Regions from separate parts of the Homo sapiens genome. Here all the other regions are linked to region 1. A link is a contact called in ENCODE Hi-C or POLR2A ChIA-PET data. All regions are on one chromosome and are shown on one strand. Each heading gives the region's core, a stretch centred on a gene start or an enhancer-like site at or near the end of the contact. The rest is flanking DNA. Distances are from core to core; before and after follow the strand shown. Region 1 holds the start of BANP (BTG3 associated nuclear protein). Region 2 holds the start of C16orf95-DT (C16orf95 divergent transcript). Region 3 overlaps ZCCHC14 (zinc finger CCHC-type containing 14).

Region 1 (2,525 bases), core at 20-2,519:
CCGCGCCCGGCCAGCATTTTCTTTTTCCCAGTGAAAATAGCTGCCTCGCCCTGTGTTTGGGAGCTCAAAGGCATTCTTGCTCATTGCAAATAATTGAGGAAACAGAGGCGAGTATAAAGAAGAAAATGAAAGGCAAGGTAATCCTAGATTAGCAGAGGGAGATAACCAGGAATGACATTTCTGGGAACTGCGCTATGGTTTGGGAATTTTTTCCTGTGATTACCCACAAACGCACATTTGCACATTTATTCTACGTGTGCACATTCACGTCATCACTTTTTTTTTTTTTGAGACAGAGTCTCGCTCTGTCGCCAGGCTGGAGTGCAGTGGCGCGATCTCGGCTCACTGCAACCTCTGACTCGCGGGCTCAAGCGATTCTCCTGCCTCAGCCTCCCGAGTAGTTGGGATTACAAGGCGCCCGCCACCACGCCCGGCATAATTTTGTATTTTTAGTAGAGACAGGGTTTCGCCATGTTGGCCAGGCTGGTCGCGAACCCTTTACCTCAGGTGTTCCGCCCGCCTTGGCCTCCCACAGGGCTGAGATTACAGGCGTGATCCACCGTGCCCGGCCGCCATCACTTATTTATATTATGTGTTACCTATAGGACTTATCTAAGACCATAATCACTGCCGCGTGTGCTAAGTCCCGCGCGCGTGCACTCAGGCCCCTCTGGATAGACACTGGGGACCCCTGACCACTTATGTCAGGGAAAACGCCACCAAGCGCTCCGGAACCTCAGGGCAGGACCCGCCGCAGCAGCAGGTAGGACCCGCTGGGGGCGCACAGCCCACCTGAGACATCGTAACTACAAGTCCCAGCAACCCTTGGTGCGGGGACAGGACGGGCCACCGGAGTCCGGAGAGACTACAAGTCCCGGCAGGCATGGCCCAGACGCAGGGACTACGAGTCCCCGAATGCATGGCTCCCAGCTTGCGCAGGGCACCCTGGGAGGTGTAGTAGTTGAGGGAGCTAATGCGTATTCATTCCGTCTCAAAGAAGATGCAAATTCCTCAGACCGTCCACTGAGGTGATTGTTCTCACGCAGGCCATGGGCGTGGGCGAAAAACGGGGGGAAAAAAGCCCTGGGAAGCCGGTACCGTCGCGGAAGAAGGCCGCCTGCGCATGCTCACCAGGAGGCCGAGCGGGAAAAGCGCGCGCAGCTGGCCTCACTGCCACAGGGGTGCCCCGCCCCCGGGCCCGCGCGCCCAGTGAGCCTGCGCGGAGGGCGGGGGCCGAGCGTCGCGGGGAGGGGCTCGCGGCGCCTGCGCAGAGCGGCGGCTTCTCTCGCGAGGACGGACGCCATTATCGCATCTCCCCGACAAACACCACGAGAATTCCGCAGCCCACACGGTAATTGCAGCTCCCGCAGCCGGTCGCGCCTCCGCCTCCCCCTTCCCGCGGGGCGAGAGCGAGAGCGAGATCTCCCTCCTCCCTCCTCCTCCCGCCCGCCGGGCCGCCCGCGCCGCAGCCCCGCCGCCGCCAACCGCCCGGGCCGGGCGATCGCCCCCCGGGCCCCGCTCCCCGTCCCCGGCCGCGCCCCGGAAGAGGGGCTCCCGCTTCCTCGCTTCCGCACCCCCGGCCCCACCGCGCCCGGCGTCCGTTGAGCCGCGGCTGCCGCAGCCCGGCCCGGGGGCCTCGCGCTCCCGACCTCTGTCCCGGGCCTCGCCCCGCGGGAAGGACCCGGAGCCACGGCGGGGAGACTGGAAAGGCCTAGAACCGCGCCCGGGCTCCTCTGGGGCCCGAAGTCTCCCAAGGGGGTCGCTCCTGCCAGCCAGGCGGGAGCGACAGGCATCGTTTTTGTGCCTCCTCCGTGGCTGTGGACCGGAGCCCCATAGCCCAGGACTTGCACACGCAAGGGGCGCTCTCGGGGACCGCAGACCTCGGCGACGACCCCAGCCCGTCCCCCGAGGGGCCCCGATGAACGAGGACCTCGGGGTGCCCCCTCCCCAGCACGTTTGTGCGATTTCTGTGATCTAGTCCTTAAGGAAGGTGGCCGTTTTCTTTTTCCCCCCTAGGATGCAGAAAGTAGATGACATTCCATCCACACTGTGTGAGCAAATTGGAGAGATTGCCTTGATAGAGGACTGATGTTTTTCACTGATGAGATGGTAGGGGTTGTCTTGCTATTGGAGAAATACATCATCCCTGAAGAACTGTGAGCAAGTGGAGCGAGTGTGGGCTTTGAAGGGTAGCGAGCTTGCACCCTGACCGGGGAGGGCCCGGGTCACACAGTTGTTGATGTGGAACAGGTAATTGCCCTGTTTGGAGTTGCCTGTTCTGCCCAGGAATGTACTCCAGGGCCTGATGGCGATGCTGGAACTCGCACTACAGTAAATAATTGATAAGAGGAGGCAGTTGTAGGGTTCACTTTTAGCTGGAAGTTCTTAGGGGACAGAAAAATAACTTGGAGTAGTGAGTGGTTCTGAGTAAGCTCAGGAAACGTCAAATAAAAACTGGATCTGGTCATTTAACACGCAGCTCGCAGATATCCAGTGCTAGAAGAAAACACCAAAACGCGGTAAAA
Region 2 (2,525 bases), core at 16-2,515, 630 kb before region 1:
AACTGTCCATTAATGAACCTCCTTCCACTATAAAAACCCGGGTGCTTTGTCTCTGGGATGACAAAGCACTTGGGGTTACACAGCCTGTGTGGCTCTTCCCTGTTCCACTCCCCAACAAACTGCTTGAATGTTGGCTGGATGAAGCGTCTCCAGTGGGTGCAAAGCCCTGCTTCCCTGACAGTAGTGGGTCAAAGTGCTTTGTATGTGGAAACCGTAAGAGCGATATAAGTGTTTTTGGGTTTCATTGTCATAATAACCATTATTATTATTGCTATTTTTGTGAGAGTAATAGGTTCACGCATCAACTCTCCCAGATAATGCTTGAAAACAGAGGATGGGGCACTGCCCTCCACAGCATCCGAGGCCCCTTCTGGTAATGACAGCACTGCTATATTCCTGGTGGGGAGGGGGGGGGCCACAGCCATCTCAGTCCTTGTAGTTCAGGTGGGCCAAACTCACCACTGCCCAGCCTGGAAAGCTGGGAAAAAAAAGAATCTCCTTTTTGTTGAGGTTGATAATCTGATAACATGTAAACCTCAGGAGGTCCTGGTGATCATCTTGCCTCCACAAGGGAAGCCAGCAAAAAGGAAGGAAGCTGAGAGATGGAGAGAAACCTTCCAGGACCATGGTCAATGTGTACCTGGATACATCCATGCCTGAAGGCCTACTTCTGACATTTTCAGTTATGTGGAACCATCAGTTGCGTTTTTGTTAAGCCAATGTAAGTGAGGTTCCTGTGGGTGGCGGTCAAGAGTTCTGCCTGTGCATAGGTCATGGAGCAATGCCGGGCCGGGAACTCACAGGCGAGGTGTCGGGTAGCCGCGGGCAGGATTCAGGACTCACTTGCCTGCCATCCTGCGCGCTGGGTGTGAGTGCCAACCTGCAGAGCCCGACGCACCCCGCGCCCGGCCCCCCGGCAGCAGCGCCTGAGGCTGCTCCAGTGGCCTCATGATGATGGTGACAACGCCGCGGGGACGGTGGGGACCGGCTCGCACGCATATGGCTTCTTATGGCTGACGCGCCCTTTCACACACACATCGTCCGCAGGCCCTGACGCCCTGGCTCCCGCCTTTCCCTCCTGCCCCAGGAGGAACCCAACCCGAGCTCAACCCCAGCCCCAACCTCAACCGCTCAGAGGAGCCCAACAACGCCCGCGCGCCCGCCCGTCCCGCTGACTAGCCCGCGCCCAGCCAATCAAAATTGGCCTTCTAGGTATGTGACCTTAGCTGGCAGCTGATTGGTCCCTCACGAGAGACGCGGGGTCAGCGGCTCAGAGCGCGGCTGTGTGGGGCTGCGGGGCTCCCGCCATGCCCGCTGGGGTAGGTCCTGCGGACCCCGGCCACTGGAGCCACTCATCATTTCCGACGGATGGGCCGGAGGGGCCGCCGGCCGCCCCAGCCAGGGTCTCGGTAGCCTGCAAGGAGAGAAAGAGGTGGGAGCAGCCCGCGCGGGGCCCTGCGTCTTGCATAGGCGCTTCTGGTAAAATCACTCCTTTATCTCAGATAATGAGTTGGCGCTGGATCGCTGCGTCCTCAGGTGGGGCTCGAATCGTGACTTTTAGAGAAATAGGTTTTCTTTCTTTTTTTTTTTTTTTAACAACATGGGGTTTAAAGGGCGCGGAATTGGAAGCAGTCGTCACCCGGAGGCCTGGGCGTGCAAGCACCGAAGCTCTGGCTGGCCCTGAGCCTCCCCACCCCACCCGCTCTTTTCGCTGGAACGCGTGTACTTTGGGCAGTTGCTGACGTGGAGACAGGACGTATGTCTTCATATTTTAGTAAAACCCAATGCCCTCTGCCTCTCTGATTATGTTCTTTAAGTTATCGCCAGTTCCAATTTGTATTTCTTGGAAACGGTTGGGTCTTCCCTCACTTTTCAGTATTTTCATGTAGACTCAAATACTCTGGATTAATATTTGTATTTGCCCAAACCATCACGAGCACCTCTTACCCTGATGGGCAATACTTCAGTGTGCTGCGTTCTGGCCACAGAGCAAACAGGGTGCTCCCAGGCACTGCCCTCTCGGATTTCTTGCCTTGTTATTTAATCATTAAGATCGTGACCTATGAGCAGGACTGTTTCCAGCCAGCACATACACATGTCCTCTCCTGGCCAGCATCCATGCTGATTAGACGGTGCCCCTGCCATACTAGCTGCCTAATATTTCAGATACCCCACCCCGTGTGTGTGTGTAAATCATGTCACTGCCCTCTTTGTAGCTAATGACAAAATTCCAAGAGTCACCATTAGCCTAGCACATTATGCCTGTCTCATTTCTGCCCACTTTGGAGCACTCGGCTTCTCTGCTGTTTTCCTCCAGAGCACACTGAAACACTGCCATAGCACAGCAGGGCATAGAAGACAGGCTCATGCTCCCCTGGACGCTCAGGCCTTCACCTCGGGCACACTAGGTCTTGTCATTCCATGTCAAGAATAGCTCTTCACTGCCCTCACCCACCCAAGAATGGCTAAAATTAAAAGGACTGACAATACCTAGTTTGTCGAGGATGTCACAGCTGGAACCCTCA
Region 3 (2,525 bases), core at 9-2,508, 540 kb before region 1:
ATTTTCCTTCATTCCTAAAAAGAAAATATGTCCAATAGAAGCTGTGAAGGTATCGAGTACACAAGGTGTCCAGTTTCAGTACCAAAGCCTTCTCTTTTTGTGCACGTAAGACTCACACATGTGATGAGGGCTTGTTACAACGCACGTGAGGCCGCGGCGGATGGCCACTGCCCCCTTCCTTGGTGAACAGTGGAGCAATGTTAACCTTTGGCCTCAACCAGCACAGTATATGGTTTTCTAGAATATTGCGAGTGTTGAGTGTTGATTAAAGATGCTTTCATTCAGACCCTTGGGACTTTTCAACAAATTCGCCTCTTCAGAACCCATGGCTTTCAGTGCCACCTGACTCATTCTTTGGAAGTCACCTGCATGCTGGAAATGGCAGCCACCCCCGCTCAGGTCGCACAGGACTCTCCTCTGGGACAGCAGTCGAGTCAAGCAGGGAGACGGCTTTCCTCACAACCTTGAAGACCATCAGTCATCATGATGTACAACGAGCAAGGCATAAAATAAAACACTGGGAAGCAGGAAGAGTGACAAGAAAATGACAGGGAGCAAGGAGGGTGCAACCCAGTTCCCATCTGGCAAGTGCCTAAAGCCCCGCTCAGCCTCTGTTCCAGCTGGGTGATGTTTAGGCAAAGTCACTACCCCGCCCCACTACTGTGCCCCAAGACAGAGTCTGTGGTATAAACTAACTGTGCTGACTTTGGGCAATAAAGGACCTAGAATTCTAAGTACTGAATTAAAAATACAGAACCTACTAACACTACTGTATTAACAAGCTGACTCCTGTAATCTTTTGGAGATGACAGATGATACTGGTTTTTAAAATACCCAATCACATATATGCATTCAAGAAAATATTTTGTCTTTATTTTTATTACAAGTGCGCTAGCTCCCATTTCCTCAGTGCTCTTTAGCAATGAGTTTTTATGTTAAACACTTCCAACTGTCAGTATTACCATGAAATCAACATTAGAAAATAAGGTAGAAAACTGAGTGTTTTGCTTAAAAAATAAAAAAGGATTAAATAGCTGTTGTATCCAAACATCACGTTCTGCTTCCATCTCTACATTCCACTTTCCCCATTCTTGGAGATTAAAAAAACAGGGTTAGAAACTTTAATATCTGACAGACTACAAAGGGCAAAGACGTGGCACATGGCCAGTGCCACACCTACCTGGTTGCCACAGCATTCTGAAACAGACCACACTTTCAGGAAAATGACTAAGTACTTGAAAGGGTCAGTATGTTCTGTGTTTTCAGATGAGGAAGTCTGATGACCGCAAAACGCTCTTCAGACGCGCCGACCTTGGTGGCTTTTGGAGAGATGCATCCGAGCTCGCTGCTGGCAAACTCTCAAGTCCAAGTGTGCGGCTCCCTCCGGAAAGAGGCCTCACGGATGGGTGGTTCCATTTTCTCTGCGCTGTGTAGCTCCTACTTACAGCTGACGATTCTCGACTTCGGACGGCCTCCCTGGAGATGTCACACGCCGCCCATGCACGTTCAAGACGACTGGCAGCTCCGCAGAGGCCTTCGCTGCTGGGAACACAGCCGTGACAGTGTCGGAACTCATCTACCTCAACGCTGAATGGCAGGCTCCAAGTTGAAAAGTTTCTGTTTTAATGTTTTGCTGGATTTAAGGTTAACCTCTAATACTTATCAAAATAGTTACGTGGGTAACAACAGACGCTTTCATTCCCCTATACTGACCACTAAAACAAAAATTCCAATGTTTTTTCCTTTTGTTATGAGACGGTTTTCAACAATTTCAGTGTTGAAATAGGATTTATTTAAAATATTTCTTTGCTTAAAAAAACCAAAAAATTTAAAAGTTTGGCTTTCAGCACATATCCAGGCCACTGTAATGGCCTTCAGAAATATTAAAATCGTAAACATCAATGAACACTCTAAGTCTTCCTTAAACGTAATATGAGAAGGTCCAGTCTAGTACTCTTTAAGGCAAAGTTGTGTCAGTTCTCATTATTTTGACATTTTGTAGTGTTTACAATTTAAGAGATCAACGTAACATTCCCCTAAATAGCTGTTGTAATAAGCATCACCATTACTTCAACACTGTAATACTGTGTACCATGAGGAGAAGAGGTCTGTTAATTCTGCATTGCATAGAAATAAAATTCAACTAAAATAAAACTAAAAAATTCTACTAAAAGCCTGTCATAAAAAAAATGTAACAACTTTCTGCTTTAGTTTCTATGAAGTTAGGAACTGCTCTTCAAATTGAACGCTCACATCACAAGGCCTCATTCTAGGGTATTCTTCTGATTTACATCAATTTTTCATGAGGCTGATTGTCCCATTTTAAGAATAGTCTGAATATTATAATTTTTTTTAAAATAAATATCCAACTGCAAAATCCCAACTGCAAGATTTTACCAATCAGTATTTTAACATTGAAGACTTTAGCATTTTCGATAAGAGTATTATTTGAGCAGAAAATTCCCTTTAACCTTGAAGATTTAAGTCCGTAAATTTCAGACAAAAGGCTTTCATTTCCGTGGGTT

What was found. Hi-C counts contacts between places; a loop is a spot of excess contacts on that map. ChIA-PET counts read pairs that join two places held with the same protein, here RNA polymerase II (POLR2A). Pooled maps may share reads with other maps.
Region 2: a map of CD4-positive, alpha-beta T cell shows a loop between it and region 1 (3-fold over the local background). The contact joins the promoter of C16orf95-DT here to the promoter of BANP in region 1. A Hi-C loop is called at or near these places in 2 of 168 maps with a recorded cell type or tissue (CD4-positive, alpha-beta T cell and naive thymus-derived CD4-positive, alpha-beta T cell), 5 of 37 single-sample maps with no recorded cell type and 12 of 50 pooled maps. POLR2A ChIA-PET finds 5 or more read pairs at or near these places in 2 of 52 experiments (CD4-positive, alpha-beta T cell and activated naive CD4-positive, alpha-beta T cell).
Region 3: a pooled map shows a loop between it and region 1 (4-fold over the local background). The contact joins the enhancer-like site here to the promoter of BANP in region 1. A Hi-C loop is called at or near these places in 2 of 168 maps with a recorded cell type or tissue (CD4-positive, alpha-beta T cell and naive thymus-derived CD4-positive, alpha-beta T cell), 11 of 37 single-sample maps with no recorded cell type and 16 of 50 pooled maps. POLR2A ChIA-PET finds 5 or more read pairs at or near these places in 3 of 52 experiments (K562, MCF 10A and WTC11).

What each region holds. Positions count from the first base shown.
Region 1 is chr16:87,950,165-87,952,689 of GRCh38, forward strand. It overlaps BANP (BTG3 associated nuclear protein), which reads left to right and starts at 1,270. Exons shown (of 14, transcript NM_001386991.1): 1 at 1,270-1,351. RefSeq lists enhancers at 626-935, 1,195-1,837 and silencers at 1,126-1,425, 1,436-1,555, 1,586-1,645, 1,666-1,765.
Region 2 is chr16:87,316,244-87,318,768 of GRCh38, forward strand. C16orf95-DT (C16orf95 divergent transcript) reads left to right here and starts at 1,266. Exons shown (of 2, transcript NR_135180.1): 1 at 1,266-1,479; 2 at 1,614-1,800. C16orf95 (chromosome 16 open reading frame 95) reads right to left here and starts at 1,149. Exons shown (of 7, transcript NM_001195124.3): 1 at 848-1,149. The coding sequence starts at 999. RefSeq lists an enhancer at 727-1,176.
Region 3 is chr16:87,406,498-87,409,022 of GRCh38, forward strand. ZCCHC14 (zinc finger CCHC-type containing 14) reads right to left here. Exons shown (of 13, transcript NM_015144.3): 13 at 1-2,525. Among named protein-coding and RNA genes, the nearest start is that of MAP1LC3B, 15 kb to the left of the region's middle. RefSeq lists enhancers at 685-1,884, 1,205-1,644. Within about 2 kb of position 1,259, at least 8 of the 41 ENCODE cell types and tissues checked have a DNase peak (open chromatin) inside an H3K27ac peak, as active enhancers do.